Regions from separate parts of the Mus musculus genome. Here regions 2 and 3 are each linked to region 1. Evidence: chromatin loops called from intact Hi-C (ENCODE). Cell type or tissue: left cerebral cortex. All regions are shown on one strand.

Region 1 (8,000 bases):
ATAAACAGGCTGCGGAAGAGGCTTAGTGGGTAAAGTAGTTGCACGCATGTGATAAGAACCTGATGTAGAATTGTCAGAACTTGGCAGGTAGTGGTGGTGAAACCTTTAATCAGTACTTGGAAGGCAGAGGCAGGCAGATCTCTTAGATTGAGGCCAGCTTGATCTACAGAACAAGTTTCTGGACAGTCAGGGTGTACCAAGAGAAGTCTTCTCTTGAAAAACAGAACAGAACAGAACAAAACAAAACCAAACCAAATAAAACAACAACAATTAGAATAGCCAGAACTCATGTAGAGCTGGGTGTGGTAGCATGCCTGTTGTCCTGTGGTGAGACAAAGAGACAGGAAGCAGGGCGGAGAATCCCTGTAAACTCATTAGCCAGATGGCTTGACATAAGCAGATCTGAATAACGAGAGAACTTACCTCAAATAAGGTAGAAGGAGAGGACAGACACTCTGACCACCCCTCACTGTGTGCATCCGTGTCACACACATAAAAAGAATGAATAAGCTAGTGCTTAATTGACATGATTAACTAAAAGTGCCATGGTAAACAGAAAGTTTTATAAATATATCTATATGTATACATGCATATGAGTAAATCACATATATATCTGTACTTTGATACTTGTATAAGCTTAAAATATGGGAACTAGACTCTATGTATGTAGCTCATTTGGCAGAGTGTTTGTCTGATCTGCATGAAGCCCTGGACTTGATTCCCAGCACTACAAATACCAAGTATGGTAGTGCATGCTTAAAATCCTGACATTCAGGAGACAGACGCTGGGATCTCAGATGTTCAAGGTCATCCGTGGACACTTTATGAGTTAGAATCCAAGCTGAGACGCATGTGACTACCTGAAAAAACAAAACCTGCCTATCTATCATCTACCTACATACCTACTTATCTCCATACCTACCTATCTATGAGGTAGGGCTGAGGACATAGCTCCATAGTAGAGTGCTTGCCTGGAATGTGTGTGTAGACACAAGAATAAAAGAATATACATTTAAAAAATTAAAAAAACCCCAATTGTATGTGTACGTGTGTTTTGCCTGCATGTATGTCTGTGTATCACATGCACAGTGCCTGGAGATGCCAGAAGGTTTTGGGTTCTGGATCTGGAGTTACTTGTGGTTGTGAGAAGAGCAGAAAGAGCTTTTCACCACTAAGCCATCTCTCCAGCCCCCAAACATAGATTTTTGTGGATCTAGGTTCAGAAGAATTTAAAAGAAAGATGATATTCTAATTGTGTATGTGGAGAGGGCAGTTGTGCATGTGTATGCAGGTACCCATTAAGGTCTAGGACATGAGATTCCTCTAGAGCAATAGATGGTTGTGAGCCACCTGGTTAGGTTCTGGGAACCAGACTTGGGTCCTCTGGAATGGCAGTATGAACTCTTAACTGCTGATCAATCTCTTCAGCCCTATGATAATTTTTATAAGGGATTCTACTATCTATAAAACATTTTATTTTATTTCTAGAACATAAATACTGGGTAGAGTATGACAAAGTATTAAGATCTGATGTGGACTAGGTAATAATATTAGTTTTCATGCTATTGGTTGTCAGTTTTCATTTTAGGAGAAAGAGTTTATGGCTCCAGAGGGTTAGAGTCTATAATGGTGAAGCAAAGACATGGTGCAGGAACAGGAAGCTGGGGATTCACATCTTGAACCACAACAGGAAGTAGAGAGAGCAAACCTCAGGTGATGTGTGGCTTCGAAACCTCAAAGCCTGCCTCTAATAACATGCTTCATGTAGCAGGGCCATACCTCCTAGACCTATCTAAACAGCACCATTGACTTGGGCCCAAGTAGTCAACTGTTGAGCACTATGAGGAAATCTCATTCAAACCACCCTGTTGGGCAAGCTGGAGCTAGAACTCATGGTTTTTAGCATGTTTGACAAATACTCTACCACTTAGTTATAACCCCCACCATTTGAGTTCTCTCTCTTTTTAAAAAAAAGAACTTTAGTTTTTAAAAAGATTTATTTATGAGTACACTGTAGCTGTCTTCAGAAACACAAGTGGGCATCAGATCCCATTACAGATGGTTGTGAGACACCATGTGGTTGCTGGGAATTGAACTCAGGACCTCTGGAAAAGCAGTCAGTGCTTTTAACCGCTGAACCATCTCTCCAGCCCCATTTGAGTTCTTAAATTGACTTATTTCCTTTATCTTAAAGATACAGTTTCCTTTCCTAACTTAATATTTCTAAAAAAGGCATAATCTTTTATTGATGATTGAATTATTTGCTTAATGAAACCATTACTCTGTGTGCATGTGCGTGTGTGTGGGTGTGTGTGTGTGTGTGTGTGTTAGAAGGCCAAACTTTAGACCCCACATGTGTTGGAGAAAAATTTTTCTACTGAGCTATACACTCAATCTTCACTTTCATATTTCTATGCTTGAGGCATTTACTAACAGTAGAAGGAAAACATTTGGAGAAAGATTTGAAGAACATTATATCACAGAAGTCGAATGAAGAGGGCTTTTCTTTTCTTTTAAGATTTATTTATTTATTTTTATTATTTATATGAGTACACTGTAGCTGTCTTCAGACACAACAGAAGAAGGCTTTGGATCCCATTACAGATGGTTGTGAGCCACCATGTGGTTGCTGGGAATTGAACTCAAAACCTTAGGAACAGCAGTCAGTGCTCTTAACTGCTGAGTCATCTCTCCAGCCCCATGAAAAGGGAGTTTTAGAAAGAAATAAGGAGATACTTTGAATGCTGGCCCCAAGAGACAAAATAACTGTCACGGGTAGCAGAGAATTATCAAAGACTCCTGCAAGTATCTATTGTGGCCAGGAGTGGACCTCAGGTAGGCACAACAATGCAGCTAGAAGGTAGTGATGTGCACTGCTAATGTAGTAGGATGGCTAGTCCAGATTTTCCAATTTCTGCAATGGACAAAAAAGTAGTAAGAAAGGCTAAGGGCAGGGGGAAAAGGAAGGGGAGAAGATGAAGATAAGGAAGGTCACGTCTCCCCAGAGGAGTAAGTCGGAGCTTGTGCTGGTATGGAGAAACTGGGTGTGGAGACTGTCCGGGCTGGTGAATTAACCCTCACAAGTCAAGCCTGAAGTAGTGAGAGTCAAGGCTGAGGAATAGTGTCAATGGTGTGTATGATTAAGGACTTTGAAAGGGACAAGAAGAGAACTGATCCAAATAGACTGGAGGCCTGCGGGCATTCTGAGCAGCACTGCCAACAACAACTGCTGTTCAAGTGTGCTTGGAAGCTCCGGACTCTCATGAGTATACTCATGTAATCTTGACAACAACTTTTGATAGGACTATCACCATACTGTTTTTTTTTTTTGTTTTGTTTTGTTTTGATGAGAAAAATCAAAGCATAAGAAAGTGAAAGGTCGTAAGAGCACAAGAGGCAGGTCTGAAACCCAGATCGGGATTCCCCCGGGTGGGCACGACCTCAGCAGCAGCTGGTTCTCAATGTAGAGATAGATGTTCAGTGACAAACAGCAGCAACATCAGGCAGGGGGTGGGGGAATTATTTCCAAGACGTATTTCTTCCTTTGTTCTGTGTTTGTCCAAGCTACTTTTTTTTTCTTTCAAATTTCAATTACTGTTTTCTTTATTAATGCCTCCAGCTTCCCAGAAATTTTGGAATAAATCCTTGAGCTTTCCTCTAATCACACAAAACGCTTGTCATTTTCTCAGAAATGTTCATTATATTCATATTTTGTTCAGAACCACTTCCATGTATTTTGATTTTATTTACTCAAGATGAACTGTTCGCCGTCGTTCTTCAAAGAATCATTTGTCTTTCCCTGAGACGGGGCTGTGGTCTGGGGAGTAAGCAGTGGTAGAGCGCGATGGTCTCTGGGCAGGTACCTCAAGCTACCTACCAAGAATGCAGTCGGAGGGGCATCCTCAGGCGCCAAATCCCTTCCCCTTGTTCGCAGTCAAACAGCTCCACAGTACTTGCACCACGGACAGCTCCCTAGACGTCTGTTTTCTAGGCCACTTGGAATACCTTGATAATTGTTCCCAGTGTTTTGTTTTTAATAGTCAAAGATCTGGATAATTAGTACTTTTCTCAGGGAATTTACTAGTATTTCCTTAACCTACATATCATTCTTCCTGAGATGGAAGAACATTGATTTTCTTCATATTAAAAATAGCTCATCAACTTACAGTTCCTATTGCTTTTGCTAAACCAGTTTGCTATGCTTGTTGTCCCCCACCCCCACCCCCGCACCCCGCCCAGTTTTCCAAATGAACGATTTGAGTGAAGACTGGTTCTAATGACTGGCAGTTAGTCTTTCTGTTTCCGTTGTATTATTCCACTGCCCATTGATTCCGGGCGGCAGGGCGGATTTTATTGTTCCCATTTTACAGATGATGAAGAACCATAGGCTTACGGATAGCAAGCAATGGAACAGAGTCTGGGATCTGGTTCTCCTAAACCCAGGCTTCTAGTGCTTTTCTACTTTGAGGTGGACTCTCCAGGAGTCTTCCTATTAATATGCATGTTGCCCTTTTGATCGCTCCCCTTTTCCATTGGTTTCTGCTTCCCAGCAGAGAGAGGGGCTTCTCCCAGGCGCCCAGCCTGGACTGCTTGCGAGGAGCACACCTGGGTTCTTTCTGTCTCCAGTTTCTCCTCTTCCTTTTCTGTGGACCTTCCACCTTTACCATCTATGGAAATCTCCTCCTTTCCCTAGCTCCAACCCACACCCCCTCAAGTCTTCTCACAGCCCCCTGGCTTTGGGACCTCCCATCGCTGCTCAGCAGCAGGAGAGCCCATCCGCCAGGGGAGGCAGAGGGCACGGAGCGCAGCACGCCGGGAAGCCATGCAGAGGGTTACTTCTCCATTTCCTTCCTCGCAGTCCTCTGGAGCACTGTCGTCGCCCTCCGGCCCGGCTGTGTGCAGCCCGCCCCGGATCCGCCTCCCTGCCCTTCCTCCCGGAGGCTGAGACGCGCGTGGGACGCACCTGTGCTCCTCTCCGGTCACCGCGTCGAGGCGCCGGGGGCTGCTTCGCTCGCAGGATCTACGGGCCTGGAGAACGCCAATGGGGAGATCCAAATGGTCGGGGACTCCGGCACTTTAAGAGGCTTTTCTCTGGGAAACACCCGGCCCCTCCGTGCGCCTTATGAATGGAAATACTCCTCCCCCGGTCGAGCCCATTTTCCCATTTCACCAGGAGCCGCAGCTCGCTCTCTCCTTTCGGTCTCCCCGCCCACATCCACGCGGGCAGCTCCAGGAGGGGACGGACAGGAAGCCTTTGGCCGCCCATTAAATCCCACCCATTTCTCCGGGGGCGATTTCCTAACCTTCCGGGACCGAATTCTGCAATTTGATGTGCGTTTTGTCCGAATGGTAGCGACACGGGCCTAAGGGAGGGGGAAAGCGAGGGGGTGGGGGGTGGGGGGTATGCGCTCTTTTCCTCGCAACATCGCTGGCGGAGCGAGGGAGCTCACACGACACAGATTTTGGGGCAAAGCCTTTCCATCTGGACAGCACCATGTCCACCAAAGCGGAGCAGTGTAAGTAGCAGCCGGCCCGGCGTTCGGCCCGGCCTCCGGCTGGGAGCTATCGCAGCTGCGGCGTTTGCGGCTGCTGGGAGACCTTGGCATTGTGCTGGTGCGGGGGTGGGGGCTGAGGTTGGGGCGGGTGGCGGGTGGGGGGTGGAAGGAGGTGGGGGAGGGTGGACGGCGGAGGCAGCGCGGCGCTGTCCCCGGTGCTGAAAAATAATGCAGTCTACTGGGGCTAGCAGTGGGGTTCTCCAGACCGAAGACCCCGCGAGACGAAATTAAAATGGGGTCAATCTCGGGAAAAAGAGGCCTCGTATCTTTCAGATAAACATTTCGGTATCTCTTGTTGGAGTGGGGGAAGGGGGGCAGCGGCAAATCAGGGGCGGGGAACTGTCAGTTGCAACCAAAGCCTGCCTGGCCTTCTGAGCATGCCCAGTTCCTGGTGCTGGAGCCATCGGGGAGTTTGAGTCTGCAGTTTCCACTTCGGGTGGAAGAGGCAAGAAGGGAGAGAGGGGGGAGGGAACAGAGAGCAGGCTGAATTCTGCATTCAGTATAAAGAAAATTAACTCGTGCATAGCAACACTGCTCCCCTGGAGCAACTAACCTCCACTGTGTGGGGGCTTACAAGAGAGTGAAAGGGGTATTGGGAAAATGATCTAATTGATCTAATGATTTTTCCAAAGAGCAGGCTTTCTTTGTAGGGCAGCTTCCACAAACTCTAATAGCACAGGAGGAATTTGGTTGTACCAATAATGACTGGCTCTGTGCTTGGCTGGTAACAACATGGTAACTCCATGTGGACGGAGGACATTTCCAGCATGGTCCCCATAGTAACTCCTATTGCAATGTGCACTAGTAGGCCTTGGGTATGTACTTGGTAGGTTGGTTGATTTGATTGTTTACCTGAGAGCACTTGAGGGATTCAGAAACTTAAGCTTTGGGTTGTAAATAAACGATCATTTTTAATAAGCAATCAGTTGGTATTTCATACAAGAGTATCTAGAACTTATTTTTCTAAATGATTCTTTGTTTCTTCCAAAGCAGTACACATTTATTCTGATAATGCTGTCACTTCTTAAGTCTGTGTAATTCTTCTTTGAAATGGTACTAGCACGGATTTGGAATGTGTTAGATAAAATGCTGTATACCATTTATCCACCACATAAGACTGACTGAATGGCTGACGATCACACGGTGTCCAGACTGATGCGGCTTTAGAAATTGTGTGTGCCCACTTTCCACCAGAGCTTTCACCATGATTTTGAAATCCAGAACATCTGGGTGTAAATATTAGTTCTGCCTCTGTTTGACCTTGGGCAAGATAACTGACTCCTCCAAACTTCATTTCCTCATCTGTAGATGTGGGGCGAAGCTGCTGATAGTGTAGTTGTGATAATAAGTGAGAAAAATACACATGAAATAGCTCATGATCCCAGCATATAACATATACCCAATATATGATAGCTACTGTGCAATCAAGCATTTCCCATTTCAATTGTCTATCTCTTCTAAACAGTGAAAAAAGTCCCTTGTGATTTTTTTGCCTGTTTCCAAAAGTCAAATGTACTCTCAAAGTTAAATTCTGTTTCTACAGAGACTTTCAAAAATATTGGATGCACTTATTTTACAGTATATGTAACAGAATCAGTGCAGAGATTCCAACTTGAGGACAAATTAATGCCCCTGAAAACTTTATTGTACCCTGGTTGTCAGGAAGCCCCACCACCTGTCATCTGACTCTGTAACATATTATATAAGTGTTTTCAGGTTAAAGCTAGTGGATATCACTGTCCTCTTATTGTGCTTTCTTCCTTGTGTTGTATTTTAATGTCTGCCTCATGTTTTGTTTTGCTTTTTTCCTGGGTAGTGAATTCTAGGATGGCAAAAAAAAAAAAAAAAAAAAAAAAAAAGATCAGAACTTGGTTGTGTAGTGCAATTTGTGTACTGAAATATAACTATACTATACTTGTTTGCAAAACTGACATGTGAATTGGACATGTTTTAGTTTGGGCTAAAACATGTGGATTTGAGCTGTGCATGCCCTTCTGATGACCTGTGAGACCTGGGTCAATTAGCTTAATAGTTTTGTGCCTTAGAATCTCATCTAAAGTAGGGAATAACAGTAATAGCTATCGTTGGAGGGCAAAGGGGATACATAAAAGGATGCTGTTTTGGGCCTTATAAACATATTTTACATTTAGAATTAGGAATTATTTTTGCTTTTCCTCCTTTACGAACTTAACACGAATGGCTGTGATGTGCACTCCAGAAAACAGCAACAGCAGGAAAAGCGGCATAGTGGATGACGGTAAATATATTTCCTAAAGCCAAGTTGCAGATTGCAGTTTAAACTTGGACTTGGTAGGAGTACAGCAATTTGTAGAAGAGAAAGAAGAAAGGACCAAAAAGAAGATTTTTTTCTCTCTCTCTCTTGTACTGGGCGTGAAGATCACCAGAGGGAAGGGGGAGAGACAGAAGTCCTTGTCTCCTCTGCAG
Region 2 (8,000 bases), 69 kb before region 1:
CGGCTGCATGTATGTATATGCAGTAACAAAAAATAAAATCTATGAAAAGTAACTTTTTTTTAGGGCTGCAGAGATGGCTCAGTGGTTAAGAGCCATCTTAACCAAGAGCCTCTTCCAAAGGATCTGAGTTTGATTCCCAGCATCCACATCAGGTGCTCCTAACTGCCTGTGACTCTAAGTTCCAGAGCATCTAGCCTCCACAAGCATCTGTACTCATATGAACACACAGAGGTAATTAGACACACACACACCACAAAGTTAAAAAAAAAAAATTGGGGCCGGGCGGTGGTGGCGCACGCCTTTAATCCCAGCACTTGGGAGGCAGAGGCAGGTGGGTTTCTGAGTTCGAGGCCAGCCTGGCCTGGTCTACAAAGTGAGTTCCAGGACTGCCAGGGCTATACAGAGAAGCCCTGTCTCGAAAAACCAAAAACCAAAAACCAAAAAAAAAAAAAAAAAAAAAAAAATTGGGGGTGGGAGAGATGGTTAAGAGGTTAAAGGCACTGACTTCTCCAGAGGTTCAATTCCCAGCACCCACATGGCAACTCACAACATTCTGTAACTGGAAGACCTGACACCCTCACACAGACATACATGTAGGCAAAACTCCAATGCACAAAAAGTAAAAATAAATAAATTACACACATGCACACAATTTAAAAACTAATTCAGCAGATAGCAATGGAAATGACTGTACACCAGTGTAAACAGGTACAGAACTGTACAATTTTCAACAGTTAAGATAGTAAATTGAATTACTTATATTTACCTCAGTAAGTGTCCAGACAGACACACATGTACCTGCTAGGTAATCCTTCTTACTGACTTTCCCTTACCTAGCTCAGAGGTAGAACATCCCTGGATTTGATTTTCAGCACTACAAAAAAATATTTTGAGATAAACTTTGTTGTGTGTGTGTGGCTGCACAAATTTGTAATCTTAGCATCTGGGGAGAAGAGGAACGATCCTAGTGTAAGATACCATCTCTGAGTCAGGTAATAAAATGACTAGCTACTGTCTTCTTAGCTCATTTTATTCTTGCTTTATTTTAACTCAACCTGTGGATGACAGCTTATAATAAGCACCTTCAAAGGTTTGTTATAACTTGCATAAAAGACAAATCCAAATTTCAATTTAGCATTCAAATCCTTCTACAGAGTCAGCCTTCTGGCTACCTAATGTCCCTCATGTAAAATATTCTCCTGAGAGGAGAAACTCTTGCTCCCTTTGTCTCCCTCTATCCCCTTTCCCTAGCACTAAACTCCAATTTATACACTTGCTTTTTTTTCAACCCCACCCCCTCACCCAGGTCACAAAGTAACTGCTCCAATCTCTCTGTAAATATAAACACTCATTGGCCAGTTGACATTCCAAGTGTCCCAGGAAGTTATTTAAACTCCCAAGGCCCGGTTATAACTCCCTCTACCCTGAACTCCCACAGCATTCTCTATATTAGTAGAACTCACTACATTGGCTTCTAGACTCATGTGAGTGCATCTTTTTCCAATAAGAACCTTGAGGCAAAGTCTACTATATATTACATTTCTTGACTCCTACCCCTTAGGTCTGGAATAATGAAAACACAGAGCAGACCTTCAATAAGTGTACATAACCTGAGTACTGTGAGTAAAATATGAAAACATAATCACTTGATTCTATCATATTTCTGAAAGTTGACCTGTGACACATTATATACAAAATTCTGAAGCCCAAATAAAGGAGAGAAGGGGACTAGGCAGCATAACCTGGAAAAGCAATGTTTTAAATCTTAAGGTTAGAGCCAGATACAAAGAACTTGAGACGCTAATCTTAATCATGTTGGGACAGAGAACACTAATAGGAGTTAGGTTTTACAGAACTACAGAAAGAACGAACCCACGCAAGAATGAGCCAGGCTATAATTTGATGAAAATATAGTTATGGACCTAAGAAAACTTCAAGTGAAATGTTACTAAATTTTATTAAATATGGTGTTGGGTGGGCTGGCCTCTTTAGCAGCTATTTTGAGGTAGCTGCGAGGGTCACAGAGAGATACTCGTTTCTGTGTTCAACTTTACTGTGCAACGGCCTAGGGATTGAGCTGAGCAGCGGTGGTGAAAGCTACCCACAAACAGTAGTGCTGGAGTGGAGTGAAAAGAGCTCTTCCTCACCTGCAGAAGCCGAGATCCTAGTTTAGGTCTCACCCCTCCCCAGCTACATGACCCACAGAATCGCACCTTTCCGCGTCCAATTCCCCCACTTTAGAACACGCCCAATCTCTAAAGGTGTTCCTGACTCCAAAATTCCAAGACCAGTCGAATCACAGCTGCTATGAAGAATGTACGGTTCATATAACTTCAAGTCTTTCTTCCAGACTTACAAAGAAGACAATGTGAGTAATGGGTGAGCCATAGACGCTACGCAGAGACAAAAGATAACGTCTGCTGGAAAAGCTAATTTATCTGCAAAAAACGCTTCTTCCTTGCTCCGTCACTGTAAGAAGCTTGAGCCGAGGGGCCAGTGCCCTGGGCCAGAGAACCGAGACTGCTCTGCAAATTCGGCCTACTCCAGAGTACTTATTATGTGTGCTGGTATGGGAGAGGCGCTGTGGTGGTTCAAAGCGGATACAACACTCCTCGGAGTTTCTCCGAAGACGGCGAGAAAGTTCTCACCCTGGAGTGTGAGCGAGAGCGAGAGTGTGAGTGCGTGGAAGGGAGAAACAGCAGAGCAGGAGGGAAGGTAGGCACGCCTTTCGCCAAGTCCTCCCGGGAGCTAAGCTAGCTTAGCCTCCGCGGCTCCAGCCGAAGCTCCGCTCCGTATTGTCTCCCCCACCTACCTGTCAAAGCTCAACGCCAGTCTCGGTCCTCCCAGAGCACTCACTCCGGGACGCTTTCACTTCGCCCGCGGGGAGTGGTCCTCCCCAGGCCTGCTCCCCCCTCCCCCCCAAGCTCCGGCCCTCCCCAGCGGCCTCACGCCCACCCCGCAGCCCGTAAACAGGAGTCCGCGCCGGGTGTGGGTTCCCGAGCGCAGGGTGCGGCGGGTCCCGCCCCTCGCAGCCCGGCGCTAGGGGCTCGTCCCGGCGGCCACCCGGGCGGGGGTGGGGGAGCCGCGCGCCCTCCGGCCCTGAGCGCCGCGCCTCGGTCACGGCCCGCTCGGCGGCGCGCTGTCCGGCCCGCCCCTCAGGGCGCGGGGACCGGGAGGCCCCCGTCCCGCGCCGCCGCCGGCGCGCTGGGCCCTAGACGGCCGAGCTGGCCAGCGCCTCGGCAACCCCGCGGCGTCCGGGCCTCGGCCGAGGCGCCACCACGCCCAACCACCGCCCCTGCCGGCAGCCGGACGTCCCGGGCCGCGCGGGGCCGGCGAGACGGCTCCTCAAGCCTCGGACACCGAGGGACACTCACCTCGGAGGCTCCTCCCGCCGCGACTGCTGCTGGGACCGCTGCCGTCGCCTCCGCCGCCGCCGCCCCCAGCGCCGTCGTCCGCACTGGCGCCAGCCCCCGCGGCCATTCTCCTCCAGCCGCCGCCGCCGCCCTCCCCTCTCCTGTCAGTGGCTTAGGCTCCGGGACCACTCCAGGTTCCCCCCGTCGCCATTTTGACTCCGACAGGGAGCAGGAGGGGCTCGCCTCGCGCGGCCCTGGCGCGCCTGCGCCGCTCTGCGGAGCCGGACGGCCCCGCCCGCCCCCGCTGTCGGCTCGCCCACGTCACGTGACCCGACGTCGGCGCGCCGGCTTGGGGAGGAGGGGCAGGCTAGGGAGGCGCGTTCCCAGGGGCTCAGGCCAAGAGGCGAGTGCGCGCGCATTCTTCTGGCTCTGCCTGCCCGAGGGAGGTGCGAAGGGGCGCGGGGTACTTGTTGCAGCATCCTGCACAGCTCCGGGAATTGTAGCTTGTTATTCTTTGTATCTAAATGGAATAATCATCGCTATGCAGGGGAAGGCCAGTTCCACTGTTTCGTTTCCTCTGGGCAGCCGCCACCCACCGGGTGTTGGCATAAAATGCTTGCCTCAAAAAGAACTGCGATCCGGAGGAAAATTCCTTCCTGGCCGACTTTGCGTTTCTGTGGCTTCTTTTTTGTTAAGAATTTCTAAAACTATTTTGTCTTCTTGGTACTTTTATATGTAGTACTTTGCTAGTTACCTAGTATTTGAGAAAAAAAAGATACTGAAAAGTTTCAGTAACAAAGAACTAGGCTGATGGAATTCACAGTGCCCCCCATGGGAGAGCCAGATCTCTTCCATAAACAGCCCTTGTTTGTGATTTTGCCATAATTACAGCGAGGCAGTAACAAAAACGGCTTACATTTATGGAGTGCCCTACAGTTTTCAAAACACAGTTAAATACATGGTTTCTGTCTGGATGCCAAAACTGCCCTTTGAGGTAGCTGGGACCCGCGTTATTATCACTGTTTTACAGCTAGGGAAGCGGGCAAGCCAAGCCAAGAATCCAGGCAGTGTCCTTCAGGAATTTGCGTTTTCCGTCTTTCCCTAGTCTTTCCTGTTACATTTCTTTTTTTGATAGTGTTAGATTAATTTTTTATGTGTATGAATGTTTTGCCTGAATGTATGTGCGCCACATGGGTGCCCACAGATCCCCTGAACTAGAGTCACAGATGGTGGTATAGTCACCATGTGGGTGCTGGGAATCGAGCCCAGGCCCTCTGCAAAAGCAACAGGTGCTTTAAATCACTGTTCCATGTTTTGGGCCTCTTTATGGTCATTTTAAAAAGGACTTCTGAATAAAAAGCTCCTGTCCTTAGTTCCTCAATAAATTAACTCGATTTAACCTAATCAATTAAAGATTTAACCAGCCCTTAACACTTATTTACTTTCTCAATGGATTGGGGTATGGGAGGGGAAAAGTATTTGTATTGAGACCCATATGTAGCCTAGGCTAAACTTTGGCTTGCTGAAATTGACCTTGAACTGTTCCTAGTTCCACCTAAAGCACTGGGATTACAAGGGTGTGTATCATCAGGCCCATCAATCCACTTTGCTTGATGACCGACTTCGTTCAGTTGACTGTGTGCAACATTGCTGATATATGGGTCATGATAGTCAAGTTAGAGCTTGTGGAACTTGGTCCAATAAATGTACCCTTTTCCACTTCTCTGGGAGATGGATTTGAAATTTGCTTTTGAGGTTCCATGCCCTTGGCTCTCTATGAATAAAAACTGTGTTTTGCAAGTCTGTTTTTTTTCTTCTTCTTCTTTTTTCCTGGTTGGTGGTATGTTGTATACAGGTTTAGATAAGTTTCAAAGGATAGAAGCAATGAAATTTTGTCATGGGTTTGGCTTCTGTAGGTTTTTTTTTTTTTTTCCTGTTTTGTGGTAAAAAGGGTTCCAGCCCCTTCTTTTTCTTTTCTTTTCTTTTCTTTTCTTTTCTTTTTTCTTTTCTTTTCTTTTTTTCTTTTCTTTTCCTTCCCTTTCTTCTTTCCTTCCTTCCTTCCTTCCTTTCTCTCTCTCTCTCTCTCTCTTCTTTCTTTTTTGTTTAATTGAATATGTGGGGGGTGTGTGTGTGTGTGTGTGTGTGTGTGTGGTTGTGCAGGACAGAGGACAAACTCAGGAGTCAGTCTTACCCTTTCCCTTTGAGGTAAGTCACTTTTTATTTCTGTCCAGCTGGCCTGTGAGCTCTCTGTCTCCCATCTCTCCGAAGTAGCACCGAGATTATAGATGAAGAGACTGTGTGCAGCTTTCCACGGGTTCTGGAGGTCTCATTCAATTGCATGGCAAGCACTATACCCCTATCTTCCTAGTCTCTGTAAAAGAAAATTTGAGCTTTCTTGTTTTAGTGATTTGGTATTCAGTTAAAGGGCATAAATTGTTTCTGTCAACTTCTAATAGAAGAACTGTTATTTCTTTGAATATTTTCCTGACCTTTTAAAAACATTTTAAAGTATATTGTATTTTCCCTATTGAATTATTAACTGCTTTCTTTCAAAAAGGAGTTCCTCTTGGATTTATTAGTTTACCGTTTCCTGGTGCAGCATGCAGGCTGCCCCTATTCTAATTCCTGAAGGTCTGTCAATTATATCAGAAACTGTAACTGTTGTTCAAAAAAGGATTCTGTTTACTCCAGTTCTCCTTCCTGCTTCCAGAGCCGCCTAAAGGTGGCTGCCATCTCCTATGAGATGTTATGGCTGCCCTCCGATCTCTGAGAAAGCCTGAGAGCACCCAAAGGAGGACCCAGAAATTCACCCTGCTCACCGATATGTCAGAGTTAAGGACAACTAACAGAAATGACAGTAATGTCAGGGGTAATGACAACAGGATTCGTGCAGATCCAAGGGACAGACTCTGATGCTCAACATTTGGTTAAGAAACAACAAGAGAACTGGGTACATGCTGCCCACTGGTTTCTGGAAGCTCCTGACTCACAGCATCAAGAAGCTGGACGAAAGCCGGGTGTGGTGGCGCACGCCTTTAATCCCAGCACTTGGGAGGCAGAGGCAGGCAGATTTCTGAGTTTGAGGCCAGTCTGGTCTACAGAGTGAGTTCCAGGACAGCTAGGGCATCTCACCGTGCTGGGATTACTCGCAGTGTTTCCTTCAAGAACTCAAAACCATAGGAAAAGCAGCACAAATGGCCATCGGAGACACCAAACCTGACGCCATGCTGTGCAACAACAGCAGCAATAACAAAAATGGATCAAAAGGGTTTCATGTGCACAGAGATAACCCCCCTAAAGCCGTCACAAAGGGGAGAGGGATTCCCCTAGAGCTGATGAGTGTTGTCAACTGGCTGCACAGATGTGAGCAATAGACAAATGGTGAATGGAAAAATGTTTTGAGGGCAACTGCTCCATCTGGTTGGAGCTGATGGGTCATTCTTCATGCTGACCTCCTAGGCCCCCCTAAACTGTAGTTCTAATCTATAACTGCATGGTCTCTACAGTCAGGCCCCCCACCACTATTTCCCACAACTTCAGCTTTGTCTATATCCATTGAACAACACTCATTAGGGGATCAAGAGATGGTTCCACAGTTAGAGGAGCACTGGCTGCTTTTTCAGAGGACCCAGGCTTGATTCACAGTGTTCACGTTGCAACCCACAACTAGCTGTAACTCCAGTTCCAGAGTATCCGACACTCTCTTCCAGCCCCTGGCAGCATTAGGCATGCATGTGGTGCACAAACATATTCAGACAACACCTATACACATACAACTTTTAAAATCTTTTAAAATGAGCCATCACTAACTTGCTTTTACTGAACCATAAACATAGGAAAAGGACTTATTTCAGAGTTTCTAACAGCAATCTTTGTTTACATGGGTTCTGACCTGGTGTTTAGCACAATTCAGCAGAAATGTGTGGCTACTTGCCTCCTGATAGCTGGGAAGCAGAGACGGGGAGAGACTGGGGACCAGGGGTAACCTTCAAAGGTAAGCTCCCTGTGACCTTCTTCCTCCAGCTATGGCCTACTTCCTAAACTTTCCACCAGTTCCCAGAATAGCATCCCCGTTAGAGACCAACGGTTGAAAACATGAGCCTATGGCATATACAGTTCATACTTCAGTGAAAACATCGAGTCCGAGATAGATAAGCACGTGACACAGTCCTGTCAGTCAGAACCTTTCCTGAAAAAATTTCCCAAAGGAAGTATTTCTCCTCGATAGCTTTCTCCATAATCATGACCTTAAAAGACTATGTTAATGGTTTTCTGACTAATTGTTAATTGTTAGTTGTTTCTACTAAGACGAGCATGCACGGGCATTAGGAAAGAAGAGCAGAGACAGAGACAGAAATTGAGAGGAAAGCCTCAACATTTGAGTATGAGTGCTCAAATGCCTCTGAATCTAAACCAACCCCCATTTTAGTGTTTTTGGGAGCCATTAAGAGGTTCTAACTCCTCATTTTATCTTCAAACTAATTGGAAGTGGATAAAAGCAGGGGGCTTGGCCGGGCAGTGGTGGCGCACACCTTTAATCCCAGCACTTGGGAGGCAGAGGTAGGTGAATTTCTGAGTTCGAGGCCAGCCTGGTCTACACAGTGAGTTCCAGGGCAGCCAGGGCTACATAGAAAAACCCTGTCTTGA
Region 3 (8,000 bases), 120 kb after region 1:
TTGTTGAAAGAAGCAGAGTTCCACGCAGAGCAGAGGGAGCACGAGTTGAACCGGCGGCGGCAGCTGGGCCTCTCGTCCTCCCACCACTCCCTGGACAACACTGATTTTGATAACAAAGATGATGACAAGCACGACCAGAGGCTGCTCAGCCAATTCGGGATATGGTTCTTAGTAAGGAAAAGACGCCAGCCCCTCTCTGCTCCCCTCCGAACCCCTGCATTGTATCTGAGGAGGAATTGCTCCCAAAAGGAGACAGCAAAGAGTGAAGAATTAACCCTCAAATGGGGGGGGGGGTATACCCTGGGGTAGCAGCTCTCAACTCTGGGTTGCTTGTTATTGTATCCAAGAATGCCTTTAGAAAGTTACAATGTCCATATTTGTCTCCAGAATCCTGGGAACCTTTCCTCTTTAATTATAAAGAAATTTAATTTTGACAACCAATTTTTGGTACACGTATAAAAGCTTATCACTTATTAAAGATGAAGGAAGCTAATATAACGAGATGGATATGCCTGTTTGTTCTTATGGAAACCATTAAATATTGGCAGATAAGGGATACTTCAGGATGCAGAACATCTTTAAGGTTTTTCAGGGTGAATCAATATTTTTGATTTTATAGTTGTCAGTGCTCCCCTCACCCAATTTGATTTTAACAAACAAGGCAGCAAGAGCCACAGTGCCAAGGCCTTGCCTCAGTGAAGCTCACCTCCCTCACAGGACGCAATGGTAGTGCGGGCTGGGGCAGGCTGTCAAGTACTAGGTTTACCATGAGGCACCAGAGATTTACGTCTTATCATTTATGTACATGAGGAAATGTTTGTATAGTTAAGGGGGGGTCTATGGTATACATATATACCTAGATATACATATACGAACTATAGTCAGGCTACTGGGGAGGGAGTCGTTACACTGATTTGAGTCGACTCCACTACTCATCCAGTAGAGATCAGATACTGCAAAGACCCAGCTGTACGAGCCTGTTCTGCAGAGATGCAGGCTTTTTTTTTTTTTTTTTTTTTTTTTTTTTTTTTTGCCTGCTAGATACAAGGATTATGTCTCCATAGTGATTTCCCTCTTCTATGCTTGCACACAGTTTCTTGGGAGAAAAAAAAAAAGACTACCAAATTGGGAACTAATTGTTGGTTCCACATGTCTTGCTTCCAAGAACTTATTATACAGGAACACAGTGACTCCTATTGTTGGAAACTCTTTGAAGGCAGGGACAATGATTTAATTAATTAACTAATTAATTAATTAATTTTGTATTTTTTTTGGACCCTGTCAAGTGCTCAATAAACTATTGTTTCAGAACGGGTAGATATTGTTTAAAAATTACTTATAACACAGTGAGTTGGGAGAAGCACTTGGGTATCAGAGTTGTTACTGATGGAAAATTTTTTTTACCTGAATCAGGTCTTTTGAGAACTGAAATATGATCATTTTTTTTTAAAAATTGAAGATATTGATGAAATATCACTTTATCGACTTAATCTTTTGGAAAAAATTTCTAGTTCAGGTTACATAATGGAATTACAACAGGAAGACAATGCTTAGGAGATGCTCAGGGGATGTTACTGTGGTGATCCATGCATGCCTTTAGAGAGGACTGTAGTTCTGGATACATGGTAACCATTTGTAACATTGCTGGTTTTGAATGCATCATCTGGAGCCCCTCCTTTTTCCCCTCTTTAAATATGCTTGTCATAACTTTGTAGCGCTGGGTGGAGGAGCCTGACTGAGGTCTGTTCTGCTACTCCAGGTGAGCCTCTGCACACCCAGCGAGAACACGCCCACAGAGAGCCTGGCCCGGCTGGTGGCTATGGTATTTCAGTGGTTTCATTCCACGGCGTACATGATGGATGATGAAGTTGGAAGCTTGGTGGAAAAGCTGAAGCCCCAGTTTGTCACCAAGTGGTTGAAGACAGTATGTGATGTCCGATTTGATGTCATGGTCATGTGCCTTCTTCCCAAACCCATGGAATTTGCCAGGGTAAGTGGAGGTCACCTATCTAGGCCTTGCTGCGGGAGAGGGGTTGGGGGCAATGCTACATTTGACCATCCCTCTTTGTGTGTCAACAGCCAAAGACAGTCTACTTGGATGTGGTGGCATACACCTATAAACCCAGAATTTAGGAGGCAGAGGCAGAAGGATTGCTATGTGGTCCATGGCAGTTGAGACTATACCCTGAGTATCAGGCCAGTCAGGATTACTATGCAATACTTTGCCTCAAAAATGAAAAATCCAAATCCAAACAAACAAAAACCAAGGTTGGTTAGTGTGATACTCTAATCTTTGATGATGTGCTGTTTCAGCTTTGGTTTGGAATAGGGAAGACTGGCATGATGGATTTGTAAGGTGTCTGTAATAACTTAAGTATGTGTTTATTCTTAGTGTTGCTTGTTCTTACTAAGAAAGAAAAGAAATTGTTTCTGTGTGACTTGGGGTCTCAGTTCTTTTCTGGCTTGCAGCCAATGAGGGACATTTCTGTGGCTTCATGTTCACCTTCCAGATTATGGCAGAGTGGCAAGGACTCAAACATCACTTCTTACTAAAAGCAATGATCTTCCCTTGGGCTTGCACATGCCCAGCGAGTGGTCTCTAGAAGCAGGGTAAAGCCTGGCATCTGTAGTTCACTTCCTACAGGTCTTTTATGGGTCAGATCCTTCTTGATCAACTGGGCCTACAGGTGGGTTGTTGTAATTACTTAGACCCCTGCAAGGGTAAGGGCACTGAGATAAAAGCATCTCAAAGGTAGTTTTACAAGTGCTCAACCACCCATTTTTAAGGTGTCCTGTTTTCAGACTCTTGTAATGGCTCTTTGAAGTCTTCAGCAATTACTGCACACCTTCCAAGAACACCCAGGCTTTGCAGGAGATAACCCTGTGAGAAAACAGACTGCCCAGCCCTCAATCAGGACAGGCATCTCACAGGGAGCAGATCACCCCACTTCCAGCACCATAGGCCTGTTGGATACACAGCCAGTGAGATAATGTAAACTGCATCCTGATTGGCTCCCTCCCCCTCATTTGGAGCAAATTTCTCAACATGGAGAATATTCTGTGTGGGCAGAACAGAGATAATGCCTAGCCAGACAACAGTCTGATGGAGACTGCTCCACTGTGCGGATCTCACATTCCCTTCCCCATGTAATTTCCAAGTTTGCCAGTGTTCTGGAAGAGAGGCTCCACTCTCTGTCTTTCCAGTATTCTGGAGACTAGGTTTCGCCCTCTATGTCTTCCCAGTGTGATGACCCTGAATACCAAATTCCTTTCTTGTCTTCAACCATTACTTTGGGATGAGTGGCCAGACCTGATTTGTTGGGAACTCCTGCTCACTCTGGCTGCCCTAAATCAGCTTCCAATTGAAAACTCCAGTAACAGTCAAAGTTCACACTGTGCGATTTAAAATTCCAGACATGGTTCCTAGAACTGCCAGAATGCCCTCTCCGTGTGTTGGAGGACAGATTTCTCTATGCCTCTCCTCATGCTACCTAGTTGTAGATGCTCAGTGGGGAAGACACCGTATTTCTTCATTACAATCTCATTTGTGCTTAACTCAGAAAAGTGGAGGCTCAGCATCGGGTTTTGGCAGTAATACATGATATTTATTCCCTCAAAGAATTTTCTAGGTTTTATTTTTATTTGTGATTTTTGTCTTTCAAAAAGACAGTTTAAAACTGGGCGGATATAAGACATTTGAGGATAAATCCGAATACAGACCATCAGCAGGAATGGCTGTGACTCCAGGATTCAGAGGCTGAGCAGTTATGGAGATAGGAGATGGTCCTCTCTTCTTTGGTGCCACCTACTGACTCCTTCATAGCATTGCATCTTTACATGCTGGGCAGTTTTGAGTATCTGGAACAGGAAGCATCTTCATGCTTCCTGTTATTTCTCTTAGAGTGGTATGATATGATTCCAGTCTGATATGATTCTGAGAGATAAGAAGTTATGTCGTTAGGAGAACCTCTCCTTTCCCAAAGTGGGTCTCACAAGGTAGCTAATAATAGATTAATTAGAAGAGAAGGCTTATTGGTGAGAATAACGAAGGATGATGAATTACCCCCGGAGCAGTTCGAGATTTAAGGTTTCCAATCGTAACTCAGCATGGCTTTGGCTTTTCGAAGTTAAGAACAAGAAGTGACTTTCTGTATGGTGGATGGATTCTCCAGAGTGTCTCTGGACGCTCTCTCTGGAGGGGGTAAACAGATATGCATTTTCAAGTTCTTAAAGGTAGATATGAAATGTTCAAACACCAGCTTGTTTCTTGGGATCATTTGCTTGGAAAATTGTTTTCTGACCTTTTACTCTGAGATAGTGTCTGACTTTGTCACTGAGGTACATTTCCTGTATGCAGCAAAATGCTGGGTCCGGTTTATGTATCCACTCTATTAGTCTATGTCTTTTTCTTGGGGAATTGAGTCCATTGTTATTAAGAGATGCTAAGGAAACATGATTGTTACTTCCTGTTATTTTTGTTGTTAGAGGTGGGATTATGTTTGTGTGACTATCTTCTTTTGTGTTTGTTGAAAGATTACTTTCTTGCTTTTTCTAGGGTGTAGTTTCCCCTCCCTGTTTTGGTGTTTCCTATCTATTATCTTTGTAGGGCTGGATTTATGGAAAGATATTGTGTAAATTTGGTTTTGTCATGGAATATCTTGGTTTTTCCATCTATGGTAATTGAGAGTTTTGCTTGGTATAGTAGCTTGGGTTGGCATTTATGTTCTCTTAGGGTCTGCATGACATCAACCCAGGATCTTCTAGCTTTCATAGTCTCTGGTGAGAAGTCTGGTGTAATTCTAATAGGTCTGCCTTTATATGTTACTTGACCTTTTCCCCTTACTGCTTTTAATATTCTTTCTTTGTTTAGTCATTTGGTATTTTGATTATTATGTGGCAGGAGGAATTTCTTTTCTGGCCCAGTCTATTTGGAGTTCCGTAGGATTCTTGTATGTTCACGGGCATCTCTTTCTTTAGGTTAGGGAAGTTTTCATCTATAATTTTGTTGGAGATATTTACTGACCCTTTAAGTTGGTAATCTTTGTTCTCTTCTATACCTATTATCCTTAGGTTTCCTCTTCTCATTGTGTCCTGGATTTCATGGATGTTTTGGGTTAGGAGCGTCTTGCATTTTGTATTTTCTTTGATTGTTGTGTCAATGTTTCCCACGGTACTTTCTGCACCTGAGAGTCTCTCTTTTATCTCTTGTATTCTGTTGGTGATGCTTGCATATATAACTCCCGATCTCTTTCCTAGGTTTTCTAACTCCAGGGTTGTCTCCCTTTGTGATTTCTTTATTGTGTCTATTTTCATTCTAATATCAAATAAAATCAAATTTCAACCAAAAGTTATCAAAAAAGAAAAGAGAGGACACTTCATTCTGTTCAAAGGGAAAATCTAGCAAGATCAACTCTCAATTCTGAACATCTATGCTCCAAATGCAAGAGTAGCCACATTCATAAAAGAAACTTTACTAAAGCTCAAAGCACACATTGCAACTCACACAATAATAGTGGGGGACTTCAACACCCCTCTCTCAGCAATGGACAGATCATGGAAACAGAAACTAAGCAGAGACACAGTGAGACTAACAGAAGTTATGAACCAAATGGATCTAACAGGTATTTATAGAACATTTCATCCTAAAGCAAAAGAATATACCTTCTTCTCAGCACTTCATGGTACCTTCTCCAAAATTGACCATATAGGTCACAAAACAGGCCTCAACAGATATAAGAAGATTGAAATAATTCTATGCACCCTATCAGATCACCATGGACTAAGGCTGGTCTTTAATACCAACAAAAACAACAGAAAGCACACATATACATGGAAGCTGAACAAAGCTCTACTCAGTGATAACTTGGTTAATGAAGAAATTAAGAAATTAAAGTCTTTTTAGAATTTAATGAAAATGAAGACACATCATACCAAAGCTTATGGGACACAATGAAAGCAGTGGTAAGAGGAAAACTCATAGCTCTAAGTGCCTCCAAAAAGAAACTGGAGAGAGCTTACACTAGCAGCTTGACAGCACACCTAAAAGCTCTAGAACAAAACAAAGCAAATACACCCAAGAGGAGCAGACAGCAGAAAATAATCAACTCAGGACTGAAATCAACCAAATAGAAACAAAACGAACTATATAAAGAATCAACAAAACCAGAAGCTGGTTCTCTGAGACAATCAACAAGATAGACAAGCCCTTAGCCAGAGGGCACAGAGACAGTATCCATATCAATAAAATTTTAAATGAAAAGGGAGCATATATCTTAAAATGATTATTCTGTTTGTTGAAAATTAACAGTTGAAAATATTAAAATCATGTTCTACTAATGACAAAATTGGCAATGTGGCAGTCGCATCTTGTACAAGAGTGGGTGTTGGGGGTTGATTCACCTGAAGACATGCTAAGGAGCTGGGCAGAATAAGGATACCTCAGTGAGATAATACATTTATCCTTTCCAGAGCATTCTCTTAACACAGCTGCTTATTGATCCTCTACTAAAAAAAAAAAAAAAAAAGATAAAAAAGAGTTCCACACTTTATGTTACAAGGTAAAGACTCAGGAATAGTCAACACTTTATTACTTTTATTCTAGTAGGTATAATATAGAAGGTAGGCTTATATTTTTCAAAACCTACTTTAATAAGCGTACTTAAATGCTTTATCCGCCCTTCTAGACCACCACTCACTAGAGGTAGTGGAAAGGAAAGGCTAATAGGGCAAAAAAGTAGGATGTGGACCTGTTTAGAAATAGTTTTTGGGGCAAATCCAATCTGCATTGTCAGGGTATCAGCAGTTTAGTTGACACAAGTCAGCAGCAGTAGCTCGATCTCCTTGCAAACACCGGCTATGAACCAGCAACACATAGTTCAATCCACAAGAAACCATGAGGCTCTGCCAAAAGGCCTGAGTCAGACAGAGGAAGCCATAAGAAGCTGCTGGAACACCACCAGGAGTTCTTTGGTGTGTCTCTCTCTACAAAGTCACAACAAGTGATGATCAGCAAAGAAGATGAGGTGAACCAATGCCACAGCATTGTCACTGAAGGCCAGCGTCAGTAAAGCCAAATGAAGACTAGCATGGGTGGCAAGGCAAACCAATGCCACACTGCACTGGCCACTGCTTGTTGGATTATACTTATACCCTTTCCAAACACCACGTGTCCTCTCAAGCGTCTGCTCTAGCAAGATATTACATGCTCTTTTCCCAGGAAGCTTCCAGAAAGAAAAATCTGTTCTTAGCAAAACGTCCTCCCACGTGTCTGCTTCAGCAGAAACATCCTTTCATAAGATAGTTTTCAGAAAAACATCACATAACACAACTGAGTCTCCAAATAAACCAGAAAGTTCCACTTCAATAGAATCTTTAATACTAGGCTTAAAACAACTTAAATTTATAAATTAATAAACTGTATTAATTAGTTTTAAGAAAAGATTCCTTTCTTTCTTTCTTTCTGTCTTTCTTTCCTTCCTTCCTTCCTTCCTTCCTTCCTTCCTTCCTTCCTTCCTTCTCTCTCTCTCTCTCTCTCTCTCTCTCTCTCTCTCTCTCTCTTTCTTTCTTTCTTTCTTTCTTTCTTTCTTTCTTTCTTTCTGGTGTTGTGGAATGAACCTAGGGTATCATGCATGCCAGGCAAGGCCTTGGTCGCCGAATTATACCCCTTAGCCCCTCCAAATGCATCCTTTTTTTGTTCATGGATTTAATTATGCTAGAACATCTTTTGTTTTTTTTAAAAAATGGCCATGGCAGAATATGAGGAGTAGAGAAGAGTGGTATTCTGTACCTGTGCTTGTCCATAAAGAAAAACCCGCAGTACAGGGTGTGTGTGGCAGGAGGAAGCGTGTCTCTCTGCAGACAGGAGCAGCTGCATGCTAATCTAGCTTTTAAAAGAGTAATTTTCATTGCTGCTCATCACAGTAAGACTAGAACTTTGGAATTACAACTCACATAGGCTCCAGAAATCCATGGCAGAATAGCTTAGATTCAGTCCACGATCA

The links. Peaks named below come from ENCODE experiments on the same cell type or tissue, not always from the same donor. Only the 100,000 strongest peaks of a DNase experiment are listed, where the experiment ranks them.
Region 2: it touches region 1 in a loop (5-fold over the local background); 6 of 42 quality-filtered maps call a loop at or near these places.
Region 3: it touches region 1 in a loop (2.8-fold over the local background); 6 of 42 quality-filtered maps call a loop at or near these places.

Annotation. Positions count from the first base shown.
Region 1 is chr12:102,944,060-102,952,059 of GRCm38, forward strand. Unc79 (unc-79 homolog) reads left to right here and starts at 4,800. Exons shown (of 49, transcript NM_001081017.2): 1 at 4,800-5,516. The coding sequence starts at 5,495. In left cerebral cortex, a CTCF peak has its summit at 4,786; DNase peaks (open chromatin) are centred at 5,126, 5,611, 5,919, 6,289 and 1 more place; H3K4me3 peaks cover 3,781 bases; H3K27ac peaks cover 1,780 bases.
Region 2 is chr12:102,874,842-102,882,841 of GRCm38, forward strand. Btbd7 (BTB (POZ) domain containing 7) reads right to left here and starts at 3,601. Exons shown (of 11, transcript NM_001377026.1): 1 at 3,375-3,601. In left cerebral cortex, CTCF peaks have their summits at 2,608 and 4,195; DNase peaks (open chromatin) are centred at 2,641, 3,726, 4,251 and 4,531; H3K4me3 peaks cover 2,749 bases; H3K27ac peaks cover 1,531 bases.
Region 3 is chr12:103,061,346-103,069,345 of GRCm38, forward strand. Unc79 (unc-79 homolog) reads left to right here. Exons shown (of 49, transcript NM_001081017.2): 13 at 1-171; 14 at 1,760-1,990. Among named protein-coding and RNA genes, the nearest start is that of Unc79, 120 kb to the left of the region's middle. In left cerebral cortex, a CTCF peak has its summit at 3,807 (motif pointing left); a DNase peak (open chromatin) is centred at 3,794.